Regions from separate parts of the Homo sapiens genome. Here region 1 is linked to region 2. Evidence: chromatin loops called from intact Hi-C (ENCODE). Cell type or tissue: sigmoid colon. All regions are shown on one strand. Region 1 overlaps TLR5 (toll like receptor 5). Region 2 overlaps DISP1 (dispatched RND transporter family member 1).

Evidence for each region. Peaks named below come from ENCODE experiments on the same cell type or tissue, not always from the same donor. Only the 100,000 strongest peaks of a DNase experiment are listed, where the experiment ranks them.
Region 1: it touches region 2 in a loop (2.3-fold over the local background); 1 of 110 quality-filtered maps calls a loop at or near these places.

The regions. Positions count from the first base shown.
Region 1 is chr1:223,113,303-223,117,302 of GRCh38, forward strand. All of the region lies in intron 5 of TLR5 (toll like receptor 5), which reads right to left. Among named protein-coding and RNA genes, the nearest start is that of TLR5, 28 kb to the right of the region's middle. RefSeq lists an enhancer at 3,221-3,722. In sigmoid colon, no CTCF peak of the experiment used is centred here; a DNase peak (open chromatin) is centred at 1,679.
Region 2 is chr1:222,973,221-222,977,220 of GRCh38, forward strand. The region is part of intron 3 of DISP1 (dispatched RND transporter family member 1); the gene reads left to right. Among named protein-coding and RNA genes, the nearest start is that of DISP1, 160 kb to the left of the region's middle. In sigmoid colon, no CTCF peak of the experiment used is centred here; a DNase peak (open chromatin) is centred at 1,527.

The DNA of each region.
Region 1 (4,000 bases), 140 kb after region 2:
TCAAGCCATCCTTCCATCTCAGCCTCCTGATTAGCTGGAACTACAGGCACGTGCCACTGTACCCGGCTAATTTTTGTATTTTTAGTAGAAATGGGGTTTCACCATGTTGCCCAGGCTGGTCTCCAACTTGTGGGCTCAAGTGACCTGCCTGCCTCAACCTCCCAAAGTGTTGGGATTACAGATGTGAGTCACCACACCTGGCCTATTCTTGCTCTCTATCAAACACTTACGTTGAATTTTCTGTATACTAGGCACTATTCTAGGTACTTAAAAAACATTTCACTTAATCTTTTCTTTTAAAAAAATTTTATTTATTATTCTAAATTAAAATAAAAATATAGAGATGGGGGTCTCGCTTTGTTGCCCATGCTGGTCTTCAACTCCTGAGCTCAAGCGATCCTCCTACCTTGGCCTCCCAACATGCTGGGATTACAGGCATGAGCCACTGCACCCTGCCTTCACTTAATCCTTATAATAACTCTATGTTTCTTCATTCATTCGTTTGTTTATTCATTCATGATTTGCTGAGGGGAGGTGGAGAAAACAGCAGGAAGAGACACAATGTTGCTTCACTTCAGCCGGGTACCCCGTTCCTAGCCCACAGAAAGCTCGGCTGATGAGTGGAAAATAAATTCACTGTTTTTCTCCCTTAATTTGTCTAGGCTACTGGCCCATCTCCATTTATCCGACCTTACTCCACACACAGTCCATCCCATCATGCAGAAATTGGGCACTTTCTGGCACCCCACAAAGAGCCAGATGTGATCGGTTTAATAAAAGTGTGATAAGTGCCTAGTGCTCGCCTGGCAGCTGTGTGATTGTGTGAGTGTACGACAATAAACAGAGACTGGCCCACTTGCTTAAGTCCTGTCGGGGAGCTAACCATCTGTCTGGGTTGAGTGTTTTTTTCATGGGTGCAGCAGAAATGGTGCTCAATGAACGTGTCTGGCTTATGTTCCAAGTATTGTGCTGGGTGCTATGAAGAGAAAACACACAAGGACCCCACCTGCAGAGAGCTTGGTGTCTATTATTTGCACAGCACCTCCATCTTTGGTGCCTACTATGCATTCCATTTGCTTTAAATGTAATGAAAGGCCTCTGTTGGAAGGTAAAGGAAGAGTTATATAGCTCAGAGGGCAGGAGAATGAGAGGAAAAATAAATGAAAGAAATAGGAAGAAGGCAATGGTTTATAAAGAGCATGAATCCCATGAGACACCATCACTGGCAAAAGTGTCAACACCAGGAGAGATTAAGCCTGGAGCAGTCACGGTGCTGGAGGTGGGCTAGCTCTGACGAGGTTGTGCTTTGTGCTGGGGCTGATGTATGGTGGGGTTTCCACAGAAACTGGGAGGCTGTGGCACACAAGCTACAGCAAATCAGAAGTAGGCATGGATGCCTGGATTGACTCAAAGTTTCAAACTCAGGCATCTAATAATCGTTAGGAAAAACTTGGTGAGAATGTTTATCACCACTCTGAATTTCTCCCCCATCTCAGTAAATGGCTTCACCATATCCATCCAGAGTCTCAGGGTGACAACACAGCAGAGTCTTTTAAACATCATTCTTTTAAACATCCCCCCAATATCCAATCCCTCAGCAAGTCCTGTTGGTGCCACCTCCCAAGCCTATCCACTGCCCTACTGTAAGCCGCCGCCATCTCTTTGCATGGGCCAGACTGGAGACTCCTCACTGGCTCTCTTATTTCTGGTCTTGCTTTCATTTTCCAGCCAGCAGCCAGCATGTTCTTTCAAAAACATAATCTGGTTTATATCATTCCTCTTTGTACAGGGCCCTTCCCTTCCTTCCTGCTGTACTTGGAATAAAATCCTGTGAGTACTTACATGATTCAGCTCTTGGCTGTCTTGTCAACATTATCTTGAATAGTTTTTCTCCTCAATAACTCATTAAAAAAATTTGCTGAGCACCCATTATGTGTCAGGCACTGTTTTATTTATTATTTATTTGAGACAGGGTCTCACACTGTCACCCAGGCTGGAGTGCAGCGGTGCTATCTCAGCTCACTGCAACCTCCGCCTCCCGGGTTCAAGTGATCCTCCCACCTCAGCCTCCTGAGTAGCTTGGATTAGAAATGTGTGCCAGCACGCCCAGCTAATTTTTGTATTTTTAGTAGAGATGGGGTTTCACCATGTTGGCCCAGGACGGTCTTGAACTCCTGACCTCAAGTGATCCACCGGCCTTGGCCTCTCAAAGTGCTGGGATTACAAACATGAGCCAGCACACCAAGCCTCAGGCATTGTTTTAGGAGCTGGAGATACAGCTGTGAGCAAAATGGACCAAGCCTGCCCTCATGGAGCTTACATTCTGGTGGACGGAAGAGGTGATAACAAAAGGAAGAGGAAATAGGTACTGACAGGCAGAGGTAAATGCAATGGAAGAAAGTAAAGTGGGAAAAAGGAGATGGGGGTGCCATGGCTCGGGTGGTGGCTGCTGTTTATAGAGAGGAGTCAGGAAGGGTGTCTCTGATGTAATGAGATTAGAGCAGGTGTCTAACAGAAGTAAGGAAAGGATGTGGAGAGGCCCAACGTTTGAGGGAAAGGAGCAGCCAGCACCAAGGTCCTAGGGTGGAAGTACCAGCCATCCTGGAATACACACATGGTACGCATTCCAAACTCTTTCCAGCCTCAGGACCTTCGCAAGTGCTGCTTCCTTCATGTGAACCCTCTTCTCTCTGCTCTTACTGTGGCGAGATCTCACATCAGTGTTTCCCCAGCGAGACTTCTCCTGCACACACTATTTGAAATAAATCCCCTGCCGTGTTACTCTTTCAAAAACCATCTTATTTCCATCAAAGCAATGATCACAAGCCCTTACTTGTCTTGTCTATTTGCTTATTTATCATACTGTGTCCGAAATTGGTGGGTTCCTGGTCTCACTGACTTCAAGAGTGAAGTCGTGGACCCTCACGGTGAGTGTTACAGTTCTTAAAGGTGGTGTGTCTGGGATTTGTTCCTTCTGATGTTTGGACGTGTTCGGAGTTTCTTCCTTCTGGGGGGCTCATGGCCTCGCTGGCTTCAGGAGTGAATCTATAGACCTTCACGGTGAGTGTTACAGCTCTTAAGGTGGCGCGTCTGGAGTTGTTCATTCTTCCCATCCGGAGTTGTTCATTCCTCCCTGTGGGTTCATGGTCTTGCTGGCCTCAGGAATTAAGCTGCAGACCTTCACAGTGAGTGTTACAGCTCATAAATGTAGTGCAGACCCAAAGAGCGAGCGGCAGCAAGATTTACTGCAAAGAGCAAAAGAACAAACCTTCCACGGTGTGAAAGACGACCGCAGTGGGCTGCCACTGCTGGCCGCCGCAGCCTGCTTTTATTTCCTTATCTGGCCCCACCGACATCCTGCTTATTGGTCCATTTTACACAGAGCTGATTGGTCTGTTTTACAAAGAGCTGATTGGTCCGTTTTGACAGGGTGCTGATTGGTGCATTTACAATAGATTAGCTAGACACAGAGCACTGATTAGTGCATTTACAAACCTTGAGCTAGACACAGGGTGCTGATTGGTGTATTTACAATCCTCTACCTAGACATAAAAGTTCTCCAAGTCCCCACCTGACTCAGGAGCCCAGCTGGCTTTGCCTAGTGGATCCCGCGTCAGGGCTAGGGGCAGAGCTGCCCGCCAGTCCCACCCCATGCGCCTGTGCTCTTCAGTCCTTGGGTGGTCGATGGGACCGGGCGCCGTGGAGCAGGGGGCGGCGCCCGTTGGGGAGGCTTGGCCGCGTGAGAGCCCACCACAGGGGGACTCGGGTATGGCGGGCTGCAGGTCCCGAGCCCTGCCCTGCAGGCAGGCGGCTGAGGCCCGTCGAGAATTCGAGTGTGGCGCCGGCGGGGCCGGCAGTGCTGGGGGACCCGGGGCCCCCTTCGCAGCTCCTGGCCCGGGTGCTAAGCCCCTCACTGCCCCTGGCTGCTCCGAGTTAGGGCCTGCCAAGCCCACGCCCACCCAGAATTCGCGCTGGCCCGTGAGCACCCCAGCCCTGGTTC
Region 2 (4,000 bases):
GTTCACTTTTTAATTATACAACTAATTTATGAACATATGCTCATGAGGAATTCAAAAATGCAAAATGAAACTCACTTTTTATTCTTTTCCTAATCCTTTTCTTTCCTCTCTGGTAAACAGGTCTATTGATTTGCCAAGTTCCCTTCTGAGCTTCTAAAATATATTTACGTATTTTGTATTTAGTTTTCTTTTTTCATATGAATACAGTATGAGTTGTTTTGAAACTTATTATTTTGTTTTAAAATTCTTTCCATATCAGTGTATGTGTATGTATATGTTTGTATATGAATGTGTACTCACATTGTGTAGTGCCCCATTGCATGGATGTGCCGCCATTTATTTAAGAATCTTCTTATTAACAAGTGAACAGTAAGGTTATTTAAGAATCTTCTTATTAATAAGTGAACATTAAGATTAAGGTTGCTCTCACTTATTTTCCTTATTGTAAGTCACACTTCAGTGGACATCCTTGCATATGCCCTCTTGTGCACAAGTGCCATTTGCTTTTGATTAGGAAGCTCTTCCCATTTCTGCGTTCCTTTTCATTTTCAGTTCACAAGCAATACCTCATAGCCTGCATCAGTGTTCAGCTTTTCCTTTTCAGTATGTGGCCAATAAAGCACGGGATCAAGTCAAGATATTTGGATTCTAGACCTGGCTCTGCCATTGACTTGCTCTATGATCTTGGACCCTTTTCTCCTTTGTTTCATAAAGGTGTTAAGTGGGATGACTTTTAGGGTTTCTTACAGTTCTGACAGTCTCTTATTCTAATTAGGCTTGTGGGTGTGACAACATCGATTGTTATGTCATATTCAGCTAGTAGCAAGAATCGGTTGATCTTGTTAAGTAAATCATAAAAGCGTACAGTGCTGATGAATAAAGGGACTTTATGCTTTACTCTAAATGAGTCTTTGCATTACTCCTAACTGATGTTTGAATGCCATTTTTGGATGAAAAAATAACAGTGTGGTAGTAGTACCTTTTTTCTCTTGGATAATTCTCAACAGTTTATAGAAAACTGTTACACACACCAGCTCATTTTAAAGTATTGTCTCTTTCTCACAAATCCTGAGTAATTAAAGGAATTGCTCAAGATCATCAAGATCATTCAACTAATAAGTTTCAGGGTCCAGACTTTAACTTCACATCTTTTGATTTCTAAGTTCACTGTTCTCTTAAAGAGAAAAAAGTATTTTTTTCATGCTCAAAATAGTTATTCAATATATGCTACATTTCTTTTTTGAACATTTATAAAGTACGTAGTATTTACAAGGTGCTCTTTAAATGTTAGTCCCGCCATTCCCAGCCTTTCTCTCATGCTTCCTAGTTTATTTTGTATAGAAGCTGGCACTTTGTTCAGTTTTAACAGTTCTAGACACCAAGATGACCAACACTTTTGAGTCAGCATCTCGTAAGCATTTAGGAAATGCATCACACAAGTAGTTGTGGTTTTTGTTATCCTTAAAATCACTTGACAGAGACCATAAACATTGAGCTCTGGTGCATGAAAAATGGGTTAGAGGCCAAGCTTAGCTTGTCTGCAGGGTATCTGTTTCATCTTCATGATAGAGCCCAAGTGTGCCAGTGATGTTTCATGGAAATACTTAATATGAAGAATGGCTTTGTTTTTGTTGGGAATCTTTTAAAGAATGCTCATCAAAGTGCGGATTTTTTTTATTTTCAAATATTTTCTTCCTAACTTACCAGTGCTGAACTGAAGTTACTACTTGCAGAATAGCCTTTCACAGAAAGACAGTATGATACAATCCAATGTGACTTTTGAGGTTAAAATGTGCTACTTACAGCACTTTTTTGCTTAAAAATTTGGTTACTACCATAAAGCTGAAAGTATGCTTTCTTCATGGTGCAATCTTGCCTCACAGCAGCACTGACCTCCTGGGCTCAAGCAATCCTCCCTTCTCAGCCTCCTGAGTAGCTGGGACTACAGGTGCATGCCACCACCCCAGCTAATTTTTTTATTTTTTATAGAGATAGGGGCTCACTATCACGCCCAGGCCAGTCTTGAACTCCTGGGCTCAAGCGATCCTCCCAGCTGGGCCTCCCAAAGTACTGACATTTGCAGGCGTGAGTTACCGCACCCACCTGAGACTGTCCCTTTGTAAGTTGTGGTGTTAATTCTGCAGTTATGTCTAGAATAGAATTCTCTAGACTGATGGGAAAGTTTTTGTATTTCAGTATTCTTATTTGCTTTACAAGCTCCCCTTCTCCTTCCAAAAATTATTAAAAGAGAAAAAAGGTGAGCAAAACAAAGAAACAGACAATTTGGAGCTTTTCCACATTTTTTCTGTTTCTTAACTTTACCCCTTTCACACTCCTTTTTTTCTATTACCTTTTTTAAAAATTTCCCTTGCCTCTGTACCCCTATTATCTTGATTACTCCGCTTGGTACCTCCCACTCTCCCTCCTTCTGAGAACTTTACAGTCTCATTAGTTGTCCTCTTGACTGATACATGTACACATACCGCAGTTCACTGGTCATCAGAGTACTGTAGCCAAGGTTCTCAACTGCTGTTCCAGTTCTCAAGTGTGAAGTGCCAAGGGCAATTTGTTACTAATTATGAGAACCCCAGTTTGTACATGCTTTGCTTTTTTAAAAAACAGATATGAGCTTAGCCCTCAAATAATGTCACTGTCACTCACTTGCATACAGAAATGCTTTCTTGAGTGGGAGAGAAAGAATGACACTGCAGCTGGTGGACTGTCTGAGGACCCAAGCTTATCTACACTACAGCCTGCGGGAGTGTGTGGTGGGACGCGCAAATGTCATCTTTCCTTGGGCCTTTTCCCAGCAGAAAAAAACGCTAAAAACCTAATCAAAGAACAGAAAAATGTTCCCACTGAAGATTATTGCTGCTTATTTGGGTTTGTTTTTATTAAAAAGTGAATGCTGGAAAAAGATAGTTTCTCTCTCCGAGGTTAGATTTGTTTATTTTTACTAGACAAGACTAGTAAAAATAAAAATTTGTTTATTTTTACTAACACAAGACTGAAGTTAGGGTGAAGGTCATCCGTAGGTTTTATTAGGTCGATATTAAAAGTAGCAAATCCAAAGGGTTTTACAAATGGAGGAAGACTGCTTTTCATCTATGAAAGTATGTAGTGGACTCCCTGGCTAGCCTCCTTTCACAGGTGTTTCTGGTAAGAGATTGCAAAAGCAGAATTAAAGAAGGCAGCACTGTAAATCAAACAGGTTTCATGTTTTACCTGTAGTGTGGTTTGGGTGTTTCCATCATCTGTTTGTCACGTCCATTTGTATAGAAACTTCAGAGGGATCTAATGTTTTCCTAGGAGGTTTCTTTGTGGTAACCTCAATTTTTCTTTTCCAACTGATGTTGACAGTCTCTACTTACTGTCTCAAATTTTTTTAACATAAAATGAAATCTTTACTCAAGCAGAAAGACTGTGATGAATCTATAGTTGTTTCTCTCCAGGGAGTAAATTAGTCATAGATCCATGAATTTCTATTTAGTTAAAAGAAAAAGTTAGTGGCAGAGAGAGGGTTTACATTTGTTACAACCCAAATGTCTGTAACAAAATACATTTCTTTGCTCAGTACATGTTCCAGAATTATGGCTGTGAGGATAATTTTAGTTCCAAAGATAGCAAAATCTCCTAATTTCTCTTGGAAATTCAAGATGTATTTTTAAGAATGCATAAGTGAAAAAATGGGATTGAAAAATTAAGATTTTTGTATACAAGTGATTTGCTTCCTTGTCCACTGCCTTACTCTCTGGAAAAACACATTTGCTTTCATAGCTCATTAATAGTTTCATCACTGGTGTTCAGATAGCATATTCTTTTTTTTGAGACGGAGTTTCGCTCTTATTGCCCAGGCTGGAGTACAATGGCGCGATCTCGGTTCACCGCAACCTCCGCCTCCCAGGTTCAAGCGATTCTCCTGCCTCAGCCTCCTGAGTAGCTGGGATTACATGCATGCACCACCATGCCCGGCTAGTTTTTGTATTTTTTTTTAGCAGAG